Linked DNA regions of Mus musculus: region 2 is linked to region 1. The links are chromatin contacts, found by Hi-C or POLR2A ChIA-PET in ENCODE. All regions are on one chromosome and are shown on one strand. Each heading gives the region's core, a stretch centred on a gene start or an enhancer-like site at or near the end of the contact. The rest is flanking DNA. Distances are from core to core; before and after follow the strand shown. Region 1 holds the start of Rad51ap1 (RAD51 associated protein 1). Region 2 holds the start of 1700018A23Rik (a long non-coding RNA gene).

What was found. Hi-C counts contacts between places; a loop is a spot of excess contacts on that map. ChIA-PET counts read pairs that join two places held with the same protein, here RNA polymerase II (POLR2A).
Region 2: a loop to region 1 is called in a map of mouse trophoblast stem cell, with 2.3 times the contacts of the local background. The contact joins the promoter of 1700018A23Rik here to the promoter of Rad51ap1 in region 1. A Hi-C loop is called at or near these places in 4 of 37 maps with a recorded cell type or tissue (CH12.LX, CH12F3 and mouse trophoblast stem cell). POLR2A ChIA-PET finds 5 or more read pairs at or near these places in 2 of 5 experiments (both embryonic stem cell).

The regions. Positions count from the first base shown.
Region 1 is chr6:126,934,785-126,942,122 of GRCm38, forward strand. It overlaps Rad51ap1 (RAD51 associated protein 1), which reads right to left and starts at 4,803. Exons shown (of 9, transcript NM_009013.4): 1 at 4,710-4,803; 2 at 1,169-1,224; 3 at 1-65. The coding sequence starts at 4,726. It overlaps D6Wsu163e (DNA segment, Chr 6, Wayne State University 163, expressed), which reads left to right and starts at 5,182. Exons shown (of 14, transcript NM_138594.3): 1 at 5,182-5,242.
Region 2 is chr6:126,817,323-126,824,230 of GRCm38, forward strand. It overlaps 1700018A23Rik (a long non-coding RNA gene), which reads left to right and starts at 4,865. Exons shown (of 2, transcript XR_378049.4): 1 at 4,865-5,171. It overlaps Ndufa9 (NADH:ubiquinone oxidoreductase subunit A9), which reads right to left. Exons shown (of 11, transcript NM_025358.3): 11 at 4,541-4,867. The coding sequence ends at 4,697.

The DNA of each region.
Region 1 (7,338 bases), core at 3,553-6,052:
TTGCTTTAATACCTTTGGCACAGTTTTTGACTTGTTTACAGGTGTGGATGAAGAAATAAAATCATCTATTTTTGTAAAAATTAAAAATAAATTAAAAAGCAAAATTATTCTTCTTGGCAGCTTAATCACAATGTATGCACATTCTGTATATAATCAAGTTTAATTCCTATACCCAAAGACAATTTGTCTCACTGATGATGAACACTGGTCTATTTAAGAACATCAACTTACCAAAACCCAATTAACTGAAAACTACAAAGGTACATTATGACAGTACATAAATGTCAGACCTAACAATTACTAAAAAAACTATAGAACTGTTAGGAAATTTGTAAAATTTTACCTTACTAAGTGGAAGGAATGATCTTTAACTAAACTTCACAGTGTAGCCCAGCATGTTTGCAAAGGCACATTACCAGTGAAAAACCAAGTCTAGGAAAACAGGAAGCACCACCATGGCACTGCTGCTTTTCTCGGGTTTTTCTGTCTTATAATCCTCAGAAGTCCTGTGGCTCTTCTAGGGATATTCAAAAACCACATACACTACCACTTTTAGGACACGTGTACTACTACTGATCATGTACTTTTAAAAGAATGTGTGACTGTTTCTTTCACACATCCAAAATCAGAAATATAACATAACTTTCTGCACATTCCACCCTACCCAGGATCATGAACACAACTGGCAATCTAGAAGTACCTGTCACATACCCTTGACAGCAATAAAGCAACAACCTATCTGCCAAACTAGTTTTTTTTCTCAAGTTGTAGACACAGGGTAAAAGAGACTTCTCTGAACTGAGGAACCGCTAAAGTATTTGACTTAAAGGAAACTTTGGAGGTCTGGGAAGGAAATGTAAGACATCTAGGATGAGCCTGTAGCTCAGTGGTGGAGTATTTACACAGCATGTGTGAGGTCTGCGCCCCAGCGAACACTCTCCCCCCAATACACATACACATGCAGAGGAAAGAGTTCCTACCTCACCGCGTGCGGTATAATCTAATGCAATGTTTCTCAAACATGGATCAAAGTTCTACCAACAAATCAAACATATAACCAGTACAACAAAGCTTAAACCTAAGTTTCCAGGGTTTCATTTTTTCCATATCTAACTCTGAGGAAATAAATTTCTCAGTTTATTAAAGAAAAGTAAAAAGCTCTACTTACCATCAGAGTCATTGCCAGAATCTTCAAACTGTGAATAATTTATTGGTTTTCTATTTCTATGAATAAGACAGAAATTTTTCATTACTGAAAATAGTAATTTTTTTACCTTCACCTTAAAGTTATTAATAATCTTGAAAAAAGGAAAATGTGTTTGGAGTCTCTCTAAAGTACTTCAATCCAAAGCCAAGAACTTGGCATTAACTGAAAAGCCAAACCCATACCTAATACACATAATGGGAAGAGAAATTAATTCAGGAAACCCCCAAAGCAAGAAGAAAACAAATATTAGCAATTAAACTTTGTATTCTGTTCAGTGGTGACTGGGTATTTATAAACTGTGTGCTGTTCTTTGCTTACATTAGAAAGTACCTGTTCAGTTTTTTTTTTTTTTTTTTTTTTTTTTTCGAGGCAGGGTTTCTCTGTATAGCCCTGGCTGTCCTTGAACTCACTTTGTAGACCAGGCTGGCCTCAAACTCAGAAATCCGCCTGCCTCTGCCTCCCAAGTGCTGGGATTAAAGGCGTGCGCCACCATGCCCGGGTCAAGTTTTAACCATATTTCAAAAATTCTATCAGAGCAGAGCTATGACTCACTGGTTAAGAGTATGCACTGTTCTTTCAGAGGACCTGAATCCGGTTCCCAGCACCCATGCCAGGCAGCCCACAATCCCCTGTAACTCCAGCTCCAGGAGGATTAAAAACCTTCAGGCTTCCTCAGACATTGCACATACCCAAACAGACACTGACACCTAAGACCAAAACCAAACAAAAAAACTTTAAAAATCCCTCTACAATACCAAATAATGCTTTCTTAATGGAATGTACACTTTACAATAATAGTCTGTCCCTACATCTTTGTAGGAACTAAGTGGGCAGAAGAAAAGGATGCTCAGTGTACAAAGGTTACTCTCCTTCCTCTGGGAGAGCAACGTAAAGCTGTCCCTCCTTCCCTTCTGTCATCTATTATGTGCCCCCAAGCTTACAAGCCCTTTCTTTCAAGCAAAAATGGGAGTTCTGTGAAAGAGGCTTGTCTACTGTCCAGATCATGGTCCAGACCTGTGTTTCCCTGAGAGAGCAGTTTAAATGGGAAGGTGTTCTTGTTACTCTCCAACTCGCCAGAGTTTAAGAATTTGACAGCTACATAAAATATGAAAGCATCTTAAGAAGTTGTGGGATTGAAAAATTAGTAAACAAAGCCAAAAGCCTACTAAAAAGACAAGTATATCTCAGGTTGAGTTGTAACAGACATGGACTCTTATCGATTCATTAAACACAAATTACATATTGTATTTTAGAGGCTCACTAGGGTGAGATACGCAGGAAACCATTACTTTTAAAAAGAACTTTAAAAACTTGGGTATGTGCACACAAGTACAGTATCTGCAAAGGCTAGGGGAGGAAACTGGGGGCCCCCTGGAGCTGGAAGGAGCTGCAAGAGCTATAAACTGTCTGACGTGGTTAGGAATGGAACTTGAGTCTTCTGGAAGAACACCAGGCACTCTTTTAACTATTGAGCCAGCCCACAAGGGCTTCTGTTTTTAACAAATATTTGAGTATGCGGCAATAGAAACTGCAAGGACTACAACCACCACAGCCTCAGTTTGTGCCAATCCCCATTCAGTGTAAATGACAGAAGAGTGAAGACAACAACTGGTTTGGCTTTACTGTAACACAAGTAATGAGCTAGTGAGATGCAGTGGCCAAAGTCACCCGCTGTGCAACCCTGACAACCTCCTGTGACTCCTAGGATCCATGAAAGGTGGAAAGAAGAGAAAGGACCCCACAGTTATCTGCTGAATCAAGACAATGTATGTCTACCACCATTCTCACCCCTTTTATTCACACAATAATTTACAAAACAACCCCCCCCCACCACACAAAATAACAACAAAAACCAGACCACAGTCATGATCTCATGGGGCTTCTGAGGATTCAGGGGACTGTGGATAACACTGTGACTACTACTATCCCAAATAACAGCAGTATGTCTTCAATATCTGCATGCCTGTCCCCTTCCAATTTCACCATGGAAGCAAGAGAAATCTAGTCCTGTCTTCTAAACCTCATTATCTCAAAGGGGCCCATCTCAGTCAATACAGAGACGTAGCTCAGTCCATAGAGACAGTCAACCTTGATTCTTTGTTTTCTCTCCTCTATAACCACTTGTCAGAAGTACCTAAACTTGAGCTGGAGAGATGGCTCAGTGGTTAAGAGCACTGACCACTCTTCTAAAGGTCCTGAGTTCAATTCCCAGCAACCACATGGTGGCTCACAACCATCTGATGCCCCCTTCTGGTGTATCTGGGAACAGCTACAGTGTACTCATATAAATAAATCTTAAAACAAAACAAAAAAAACCCTAAACTTACTTGCTCCATCTCCACACCACACACACACACACACACACAGTGCCAAAGTCACACACAACTGATAGCATCTCAATTCCCCCCTCCCCCCTGCTTTCGCTCTGGCCACTCCAGTCCCCCTCAGAGCCAACCAACAGCCGGTGGCCTTTATAAAAGTGAAATGAGAATATCTCAGGCCCTCCACCACTGAAACTACAGATTTCCCATTTGTCTCAAATAAAATTCAAACTCCTAAGACCTACAAGCTGCTTTAGATAGATTTAGATAGATTACAACTGCTTTGTAATCTATCTGACTCAGTCCTCAATCCATCCACATGCTTGTTCATCCCACACCTTCAATCTGCTTCTCAAACATGGTGAACCTTGGGCTTTGGCTCCTATTTCATGTGAATGCCCCTTACATTTTACCTAGGTAACGCGTTCATATGATTTAAAGTAAGGCTTTTCTCCTTCCTCCTATGTTACATTGTGGTGTTTATTTTGTTACTCCCCCTTATCTCTCCCCACCCCTCTTCCAATAGAGTGTAGCCTCCAGCTCTTAGTACAATACAGGCCTAGGAGAATTCACTAAGTTTATTGTTGTTTGGTTTTGCAGGACTGGGGTTTGAAGCTGGGGGCCTCTCATCTGCTAGGCAATCACTGGACCACTGGGCCATAGTCTCAGCTATATTCAGTCATTCTACTAAATGGATGGCCAGCCTGGCATCCCGGTTGTGATCACAGAGAGATTCCAACAGTCTAAAGGAAAGCAGATAGGAACTGGGGGTCATGTGACAGGGCACCACGGCTTGAGCTGGAAGTTAAATGGGCCTCTCTGCCTAGGGATTTGAGGGAATAGGCACACCTGCTTTTTCTGTATCGCTCAACGTATGACAGCCACTTAACGCGGTCGCTCGCTGTCGCGTTAAGCGCGACTCAAATGCTAGCCTACCAGGTCCCTCTGGAGTGGGGTGACTCAGGGGCGACAGCTGCAGAAGGAGGCCGAGGGGCGGCAAGCGAGATGCCAGGCGGGCTCCTCTGAGCAGCGGGTGGCTCTCACCGGAGACTGGCGACGAGCACCCACCCAATCGCGCTGCCCTCTGTCGGATCTCGTCCTCTCCCGCAACCATGCATGACAGTGGCCCCCATCGTCCCCGTCCTTCCTCTCTGCCCCGCGGGACGTCACCAACCACTCACCTGATAGGACGCACCATGGTGCCCTGCCTAGAGCAGCAGTGCTCTGGAGCTGGGGAGCAGCTGTGGCGGTTTCAATTCCCGCCGAAAACCAGACGTCGCGCTCCACGCCCCGCTGCGCCAGCCCGCCAATCACCGCTCGCCTGCCTGAGGCGGCGCCTGCGTGCTGAAGAGAGGGCGCCTGCGCACACACACCGTGGCCCGGGCACGCCATCCTGGATCCTGTCTGCTCAGACTTAGCTTTTGTTTTGATACTGCACTTTCGTCACAATTGCGATTTGGTACCGAGTCTAAAATACAATATAAAAATAGCGACACGCCTCCAATATTTAGAATGACTAACTTAAAAATAACTGGAACAAAGGGGGTCTTGGATAGGCGTTTTCCTTGGCGCTTGAGGAAAGAGAAACATGAGTTCCGAATCTGCCAAAGTGGATCTATTGGAGGTTAAAAAAAAAAAAGCAAGAAGTCAGCTGACTTATTTGGGCAGTTCTGCGTTGACAGCTCCAAGTGTGCTTTGGTGTCTGATGAGAGAGGTGAGTTCGAGCCCACAGCGAAGAAGCCCCTTCAGTGTGGAGGACCCAATGACGGTATCTGGTACAGACTTAAAGAACAGAAGGAGTCTTCTAAGGGCCATCTAAAGTGCTGGAGTGCAGCTTGCCATTGCCAGTTCAGTGTTTGTGGTCAACTAGGCTTGTCGTTTTGCATGTTGCTCTGACAGGGTGTAGGCACACCCAGAGAATTCGGAGACGTAAACTGGATTACGATGAATTGTATCCTGAGAGCAACAGACCACAGGAACAAAGAGTAACATGAAAACGTGTGTTTTTATTGGTTTTGTTCTGTTTCATGTTACAATGTATTCTAATTACTGTCTCACCTTATGTCGCACCTGTCCCTACTAACTTGCCCATCCCTCTAATCTCTGCATTTCCACCAGTCCCCTTTCTAGATTCATGTCGTTGGGTTTTTTTTGTTTTGGTTTGGTTTTGTTTGTTTTTGTGACCCTATATCTTAATTAGACCAGACTATTGAATTGCGACTACTCATTGGAGCCTGGTGGGGGCACCCGTGGGCACACAACTGAAAAATAACTTCCCTTTTCCTGAATCTGCCCATAGAAAACAGTTCCTTAATGACACATGGGTCATTCTGAGTCGTCTTCTCTCTTCCCTCTGCTGCTGCTGAGGCTAATCTTATGCAGACCTCTGACACTGCAGTGAGTTTACTGCTGTAATGGCAGCGTCTTGTCAGAAGGTGGCATTTTGTCTTCCTCTCTATGATCTGGTTCCTCTATTTTTCCACTTCCTATTCTGCAGTGTTCCTTGAACCTTCACAGAGGTGGTATAAATGCCTTGTTTAGGGCCGAGTCCCCATCCATCACATGTTCTCACCTTGTGGCACCTGGAGTCTGTACATTCATTATAGTTCACTGGAAAGAGACAATTCTCTGATTAAGTCTGGGAGTAGCACTTGTCGTGGGTATAGACATGGTGGTTTGACAGTGTCCATTTAACTGAACAACAGTATTTATGTTCCCCCCCAGGGCCCATCATCTTCCCTGCTATGGGTTTCCAACAGGAATCATAGTGCCAGGCAGGGGTATGCTCCTATAGAGCTGACCTCAAATCCAGTCAGAGCAAATTGGATACCCTCATAATGGTACCCTAGTGCCCAGATGAGCATGTCTTGCCTGGCAGGTTAGTAGAGTTCATAGAGTCCACAGCTGGGTTGGACCAGTAATGAAATTTCTCTTATAGCAGCCTCCTTAGTATCTTCAAGGACCATAAAAGATAGCCAGCAAAGAGGAAGCTTCCAGCAGAGTTCCAGCTTGGCTTTTTTATATCATCAATTGAGCTGTGCAGTGTCTTTAACAACAGAGTTTATCATCTAGTTTTTATGGACGACCAAGAACAATGACAACAATCTCTACTGTCCTGGGAGTTCATATATATATATATATATATATATATATATATATATATATATATAAATGCATACATATATATGTACATATATGTGTGTATACATAGACTGATGGCTAGCTCTTTAAGGGACCTCGACTCCTACTGTCTTTACTGCATTTTCTTTTCTCTGAGTAGTGTTCAGTGTGCCTTGGGCAGCATCCTGTGTGGTCTGTTCTGTGCCCGTGCTTCCTACTTGGAGATCTTTCTTGTGTTCCCATATCCTTTTTCTGATACATCTCCTGACCTTCAACATCAAACATCTTCAAGCTACCACTGGGTCTCCGTTGTGTTTGGCCACTTGTATGAGTTCCGTAAGCTAGCTGTACACTTACAGACCCCCAACCCGTCCCTCCTCCAGCATTTCCTCTTGCCCCCCCCCCACTCTGTACCTTCCCTTGTATTAACTACTTGTTATTCTTCCCTAGGAGTAAAAGTACTTCTTGAGCATATTGTTTGCTCTGAAATTAACTTTAAAATAACTTTTCATTTTAAAAAAAAAGGAAGAAGCAGCATTTGGTTTTTGTCACGAAGATGAATGTGCAGGAATAAGCAGGAAACACTATAATAGACTGGTTGTGGTGGTGCACACCTTTAATATCAGCACTTAGGGTGGGGTGTGCTGAGACAGGAGAATCAAATGTCTGACATCATCCTAGGATACGTAG
Region 2 (6,908 bases), core at 3,615-6,114, 120 kb before region 1:
GGTGGTGTCGGGGGTTGTGGGGTAAAGAAAGGAATCTCTGGCTGGTCCCTTGAAGAGAGTCTTTGGCTTGATGGTGGTGGCTTGGTCGTGGCTGGGAGCACAGAGGCCTTCTACAGGAGATTAAGGCTCTGTACGGGAGGGCCTTCTCCACAGCTCCCCGCAGTGGATCCTAGTGGAAAAAGGCAGTGGATGGTTTTAAGGCATTGTCCTGACAGAAAAGGGGTGAGTAAAACCGTACCCCCTTTGTCAGGGTTTGCAAGGAGGAGTGTCTGGGAAGGAAGGCTTATAGGCTAAGTCCTCCGGGCCTTTAGGTACCTCATTAAAATGGAAATCTGTCTTGAGCCTACATGACCACACATCCTCTACGTGTGGACAGGCTTTGGGGCATTGCATGAGTGACTGATGGGTACAAATCTATTGGGGGGGGGCTCTGCTAGTGACAGGAGCCTGGTGGCCAGGAACAAGCAAAAACGCCTACCATCCCTTTAAGGTCTCTGGGGTTTCTGAGCCTTAGCTCAACTGGGGAACAAGGCTACCTTTTACAGTCCCACAGATTATTATATCAAAAGTACTCCCCATGATACCAACTTTAAATAGCTGTTGCTTAAGGAGACAAGGCACGTGTCACAAAGACCCTTAGCCCTTACCTCTTCTAACCTCCCACCCAGTCCGAGAGAGAGGATGTTTTAGGTTGGCAAGCCAGAATTGTGGGAATGTGTGACCTTAGAGAACATAAGACGACCTCTGAAAGACCGTGCTAGAATAGCATGCTGGGGACCTTCAGTGAGGAGGTTGTGAGGAACAGTCCCCTCCTGAATGTCCCAGCAAAGCAAGCTTTGCAAGAAAGCAAGGCCAGTGCAGGTAATGAGCAAGAATGTTTCAGTTCCCTCTTCTGTTGACTAAGACCGCACCTCGCAGTGGTGGCGCACGCCTTTAATCCCAGCACTTGGGGGGCAGAGGCAGGAGGATTTCTGAGTTCGAGGCCAGCCTGGTCTACAGAGTGAGTTCCAGGACAGCCAGAGCTATATAGAGGAACCCTGTCTCGAAAACAAACAAACAAACAAACAAAGACCTCACCTCACCCAGGCCATCAATGCAGCATAAGGAAGGTCAAGAAGACCCTTGCCTCTCTGGAAGGGAAAGGCTAATTACCATTTCTAAAGGGGGGAACGAAAAGGGACCAACAATGGGCTTAAATCCACTCTTTTTACCAAGGCCTACTCTTAAACTGTATAAAAAGTGTATGCATAGATTTGGGGTCACCTCTACCCCTATTGCGGGACGCCCCAACACGTTGGATCAATAAACCTCATGCTTACTGCATCGATCTCTGACTCTGTGTTTCTGTGAATGAGACATAAGGCTCATCGGGTCTTACAGAGTGAAGAGAAGTGAAAATGCAGGAAGTCAGCCAATCACTCTCCCTTCTTTTACCTGCTGGGAGTTCAGAGAGGAGATTCAAGGCTACCAAGCTAGGTGTGATTACAGGAGGCAGGCATCTTAATTATCAAACTGAACCCAATATAAATATGAAGTTTTATTATAGAATTTATTATAGAATTTAAATAATCACACATAATCCTAGCTGAAGGTCTGAGAAGCAATTACAGTTTAAATTCTCAATACACAGAACCAGAAAAATTGGGGGTTAGAGGGAGTTTTCATCTGTTAACAGAGAATAAAATTTAACTTGGTTGAGAACAAGAGAAAATTACATTTATTTGGAGATAACCTAAGGAAGGAGATCTTTGAATGCCAAGGCCAGCTTATACAATATACTGAGACTATCCCAAACCAACCAGCCAGCCAACCAACCAACCAGCCAACCAACCAAGGAACCAGCCAACCAACCAAGCAACCAACCAGCCAGCCAACCAACCAGCCAACCAACCAACCAACCAGCCAACCAACCAGCCAATCAACCAGCCAACCAACCAACCAACCAACCAGCCAGCCAGCCAGCCAGCCAACCAACCAACCAACCAACCAACCAGCCAACCAACCAGCCAGCCAGCCAACCAACCAGCCAACCAACCAACCAACCAGCCAACCAGCCAGCCAGCCAGCCAACCAACCAACCAACCAACCAACCAACCAACCAACCAACCAGCCAACCAGCCAGCCAGCCAACCAACCAACCAACCAGCCAACCAACCAGCCAGCCAACAAACCAGCCAACCAACCAACCAACCAACCAATCAAAAAGGCAATAAGTTCTCTCATGCAAGCAAGGTTTGGGTATAACCTGGGTCTCCTAGTTGGCAGAATATAATTTAACAGTCCAAAACCTCAGAAAACTTCCTTTGTCCTTGTTCACAGGTCAGTGTGCCTGGGGGGTGTGGCCATCTGCAGTCTAGGAAAAAGTGCAGCTGACCCAGGGACCTGTCAGCAATCCAATGCTTCTGGGATTTCTTGGCTCCTCTTGATGTGCCCCAAAGCAATGCTACTCCATTTTTATTTGCTTCCTTGAGCCATTTTGTTTGTTTGAGACAGGGTTTCTCTGTGTAGCCCTGGCTATCCTGGAACTCACTCTGTAGACCAGGCTGGCCTCGAACTCAGAAATCTGCCTGCCTCTACCTCCCAAGTGCTGGGATTAAAGGTGTGTGCCACCACACCCTGCCCTCCTTGAGCCATTTCAATACGCGGGAAGAATCTTGACGGTTCTCATACATTTGTTCAACAGGTTCCAGGCATGGACTTTCAACCAAACCAACTGGCAGACCTTGCTCCAATGTACCTTACATTCCATATAGAGGTTTTAAAAGAAGGTGGAGTGATAAAAAATAAAATAAAATCAACGGGGTGGGATGTACCTCAGTGGGTAGAGTGCTTGCCTGCCTGGCATGCACAAAGCCCAGGGATTGATAGCCAGAACCATACAGTGCATGTGGTGGCACACACCTGTAATCCCAGCACTCAGGAGGCAGAAGCCTCAAGGATCCTAAACCCAAGGTCATTGAGTTAAGTACTCAGTGAGTCCAAGGCCAGCCTGGGATACACACGACCCTATCCATAAATGAATGAATGAAATCATACTCTGTATCTCTGAGGGGTTTGCTTTGACGTGCTTTTCTTCCCTCTGCACACTAGATTTTGTCCCTCCTGCTCTTCCCAGGACCAGATGGCTGGCAATCCATTTTCTCTGCCACCACCGGTGCCGGTCACATTGATGGACTTAATGTTTCCCCTCCCCCAATCAAGATGGCCATAAGCCTTGGAATTCCCCTCAGCCTAAGCCAACTCTAATAACCTCCCAGATCCCCTTTAGAAGATCAGCAATTACAAACTCCCTTTGAGAAGACAGAATTCTCTTCCCTGCCTCCTGCCAGTTTTACAAGGTAGCAGGACCTGGGAGCCATCTTATAAGTGTCATCCTCTAAGGGCACAGAAGCCCCCCACCCCCCACCCCCGGCTTCTGATGGCGGGGAAGGTACTGCCAGATGCATACAAACACTCCCCTGCTACACAGGAGCAGATCTATTTGTCCTCTGAATAAACATGGACAGCCCTGCACACAACCCAGGTGGCTTCACACACTTGAAAACGTCCTCGCATCTCCCCAACCATCTGCTTTAGTGGTGTCCAGTCTAGTCTTCTCTCTGCCCTCTCTCCTTTCCCAAAGGGTCCCCTTTCCTTCCTTGCAGCATCTTTCTAGGTAAAAGCCTTCACTTACTATGCCTGGACTTGTTTCTCTTAAATGCTCCCCACCTTCCTAACCCACAACTCTCACTCTCTTGGACCTCTTCCTTCTCGGGGAAGGGTTCCTCAAATACACTTTGTGCTCCACTACACCTCCCGTGCACTCCATAACCTTCTAGGATGTAAACCTGACAGGCTTTGTCCATTCATCCTTCATGGTTTCCTGAAACAAACCACAGGTTTTACAGTGAGATTCAGATCAGCTATGTACGGAAAGTCATTCGACTTCTTAGTCTGTTATTACTCAAAAACCTGGAGTCCCTCCCTCCCTCCCTCTCTTTCCCTCCCTCCTTCTCCCTCTTCCTCCCTCGCTCCTTCCCTCCCTCCCTCCCTTTTAGAAACAGCAGCTACTGGTTTGCTCCAAAGTTCCCATGGATACTCACTGCCAGTGTGGTAGAAGCCCTGGCTTGGTTTAGGTGACCACATCTTCTGTCATCATGAGTGACCACTGTTGTCACAAAAGAGGTTGAGGGGAAGGGTGTGGCTCATATTTAAGAAGCTTGCCTTAAATGTACAAGGCCCTGGGTTCGATGCCCAGCACTCCATAAAAGAAAAAACGAGGTTGCATTCCCTGCTCCCTTCTCCTCTCTTCCTCTCTCTACCATGAGATGACACACCATGGGTTCCACCACATGACAACAGGCCACCCTTACAATCAAGTCTAAAGCACTTCAAGTGTGAGTGAATTCAGATCAGCTGTAGGTGTCTATGTGCTCATTTATACCAAATGCTTCTAGATAACCATGCAGCCTGAGATCATAGCAATATTTCCACTTTGAGGATAGGGCCTTGGTATAAGAATTCCAAACCCTCTAACATTTCAGAGAACAGTTGTGTGTGTCGATATTATATATAGTTATTTAATAGAAAACAAGCCTCAGTTCTGAATGGCTGTGAGTTCCTCTCTGATCAGTCAAGAAAGACACTTGCAATAGACCGAATCCTCGGATATTTAATAGAGTGACTCTTTTACTGCACACAGGTGACCTGGGTGACACTAATAGTTGACTGTCTTGGCAGGCTTGGTTTCCTCGATCTCAGAAGACAGCCATCGGTAGGTACGATGCCGCCGTAGCACCTCAATGGACTTGAGCTCCAGTGGTGTGGGCTGAACACCAAGATCTTCCAGGCCAGGCAGGTCGGTCGGCATCACGTCTGAGATATGTATCTGTGACAAAGAGACACAGAGAATGCTGAGACAGAGTGCCACCCCTCAGACCCCCAAGCTGGCCTGAGGCTCATCACTGAGGCAAGGGTCGTCAGAGACCCCACAACAATCTTTGATTCTGGAACTCACAAAAGCAGAACAAATAAGAAATCATCATCAAAGGCCTGAGGCAGGTCTCCCATACCCCAGAACCACAGGACAGAGACCCTGAAAGAGCAGCCCCACAGGCACATGTGCGCAGAGCTGAGCCTAGTGAACGTGGCAGGAGCTATCTCTCCACCTAGAGATTCAGATAAGAGCTAAGGTAGGAGACCTCTGCACCCCCATTTTCTTATGCTGGATCGCTGGGCTATAGCTATTTCAGTTTTAACTTTTTGGTCTGGTTTAGGGATTCTGACACAGTGTCTCACACTGGAACTCCTAGGAACCCACTATGTAGCCCAGGCTGACCTCAAACTTGTAGTACTGCTTCTGTCTCAGCCTCCCAAGTGTTGGGACTGCAGTTATAACATCATGCCTAGACCCATTAGCCTTTTTTGCTCCAATTATACTCAACTATGCTCACCACAAAGCCTGAAGCCAAACCAGTCTTGTTTAAGGAAGGATGAACAAGGCAGCCCCGTGCATCACAAAGCACCAAAGCAGATTCCTCTGTGCATGGACCTCAAGCAGGTCCCATCCTGTGACCTCCACAAAGAGCAACGCAGAGAGGACCCCAGTGTGTTTACTGCCTGCTCTAGGGCATTCTGCAAGCCAAACCCAGAGCCTGTCTGTCTATTATATTCATACTTTCTCAGTTGCCAAGGTAAGAGCAAGTGTCCGACAACGGGGCTCACGGCCACGGAAAGGACACCATGGAGATGTGTCTGCTTTTAAGGCAGTCTATCAGAGGGATGCTGTTCCCTGGGACTGGTAGCAATTCTTTGCTATGCTTCGGCTCTTAGGGGATGGTTTGGCTGCATCTCACCAACAGAAAGAAAATCTACAGTTCTCAGGCTGAGATGCTGTCATGTGCTTACTTGGCATCTTCCCAGTGAGATTTGAGTATGCAGGAAGCAGATAATCAATGAGTCAGACAAGACTTGAGAAGGAAGAGCCAGGGCTTTAGACTCGGCATACTGCAGGCAGACAAGATTGGCAGCAAGAGGCTCACTGAGAGAGGAAAGAGGACTGTTGCCTGGGTAACAGCAGGCAGAGGAGAGATAGTTATGCGCTCTGCCTTTAGTATGTAGCAAAGTTCCAATATTACTAGAAGCATGTTCCTAATGATGAACAGGAAGGCAGGAATGAGGAGTGACCCGACCTGGCATCTGCTGAGGGCTGCTGTCCCTTGATCATCTAACACAGAAGCCATTTAGTCAAGCATAATTCAAATCTCACTTTCAGTGAACCAAAATTACATATAGCTCAAATCTGATGTCTGCAGTCATGGTAGCCATATATCAAGTCCTTCCCATCGCACACGGCTCCTGGCAATGTGCTGGGACAGACGCAGAGCACCCTGAGCACTGCAGGGTGGGGCAATGATGGCTTAGGAACCAAAACTGCAGGGGATCACTCCATGTCTTAACACGGACAGCACAGAAAGGGCCGTCACTGAGGCGAGAGTTCAAGGACAGAACACAAGCTTGCAACAGCAAGAAACAGCACAGGTCTCTGGTCCCTGCATGGGAGAGGCGGAGTAAAGGTCAGCATACGTTCCCAGTCAGCCTGGGCTGCACAGTGAACACAGCGAGACCCCATCTCAAAATAAAGCAGAAAGCACCTGGTAAGATCTAAAGAAAAAAAAATCAGCTTGTAGTTCCATTTACAACGTTACTATGTCTGCGTAGTTCCACATAAAACAATTCAATATGGGTGCGATGGCAGCACGGCCTCCAGCAGTAGCAGCTGGCAACTGGGATGAATGTAATTTATAAACAGAAGTGAGAACGGCTGAGGCTGTGACCCCGTCAGGACAGACAGCAACCAGGAGGAGAGGGCAGCAGGAACAGGGCCTCCAGCACAGCTCAGTGTGAGAAGGGAAAGGCAGAGAACAAAG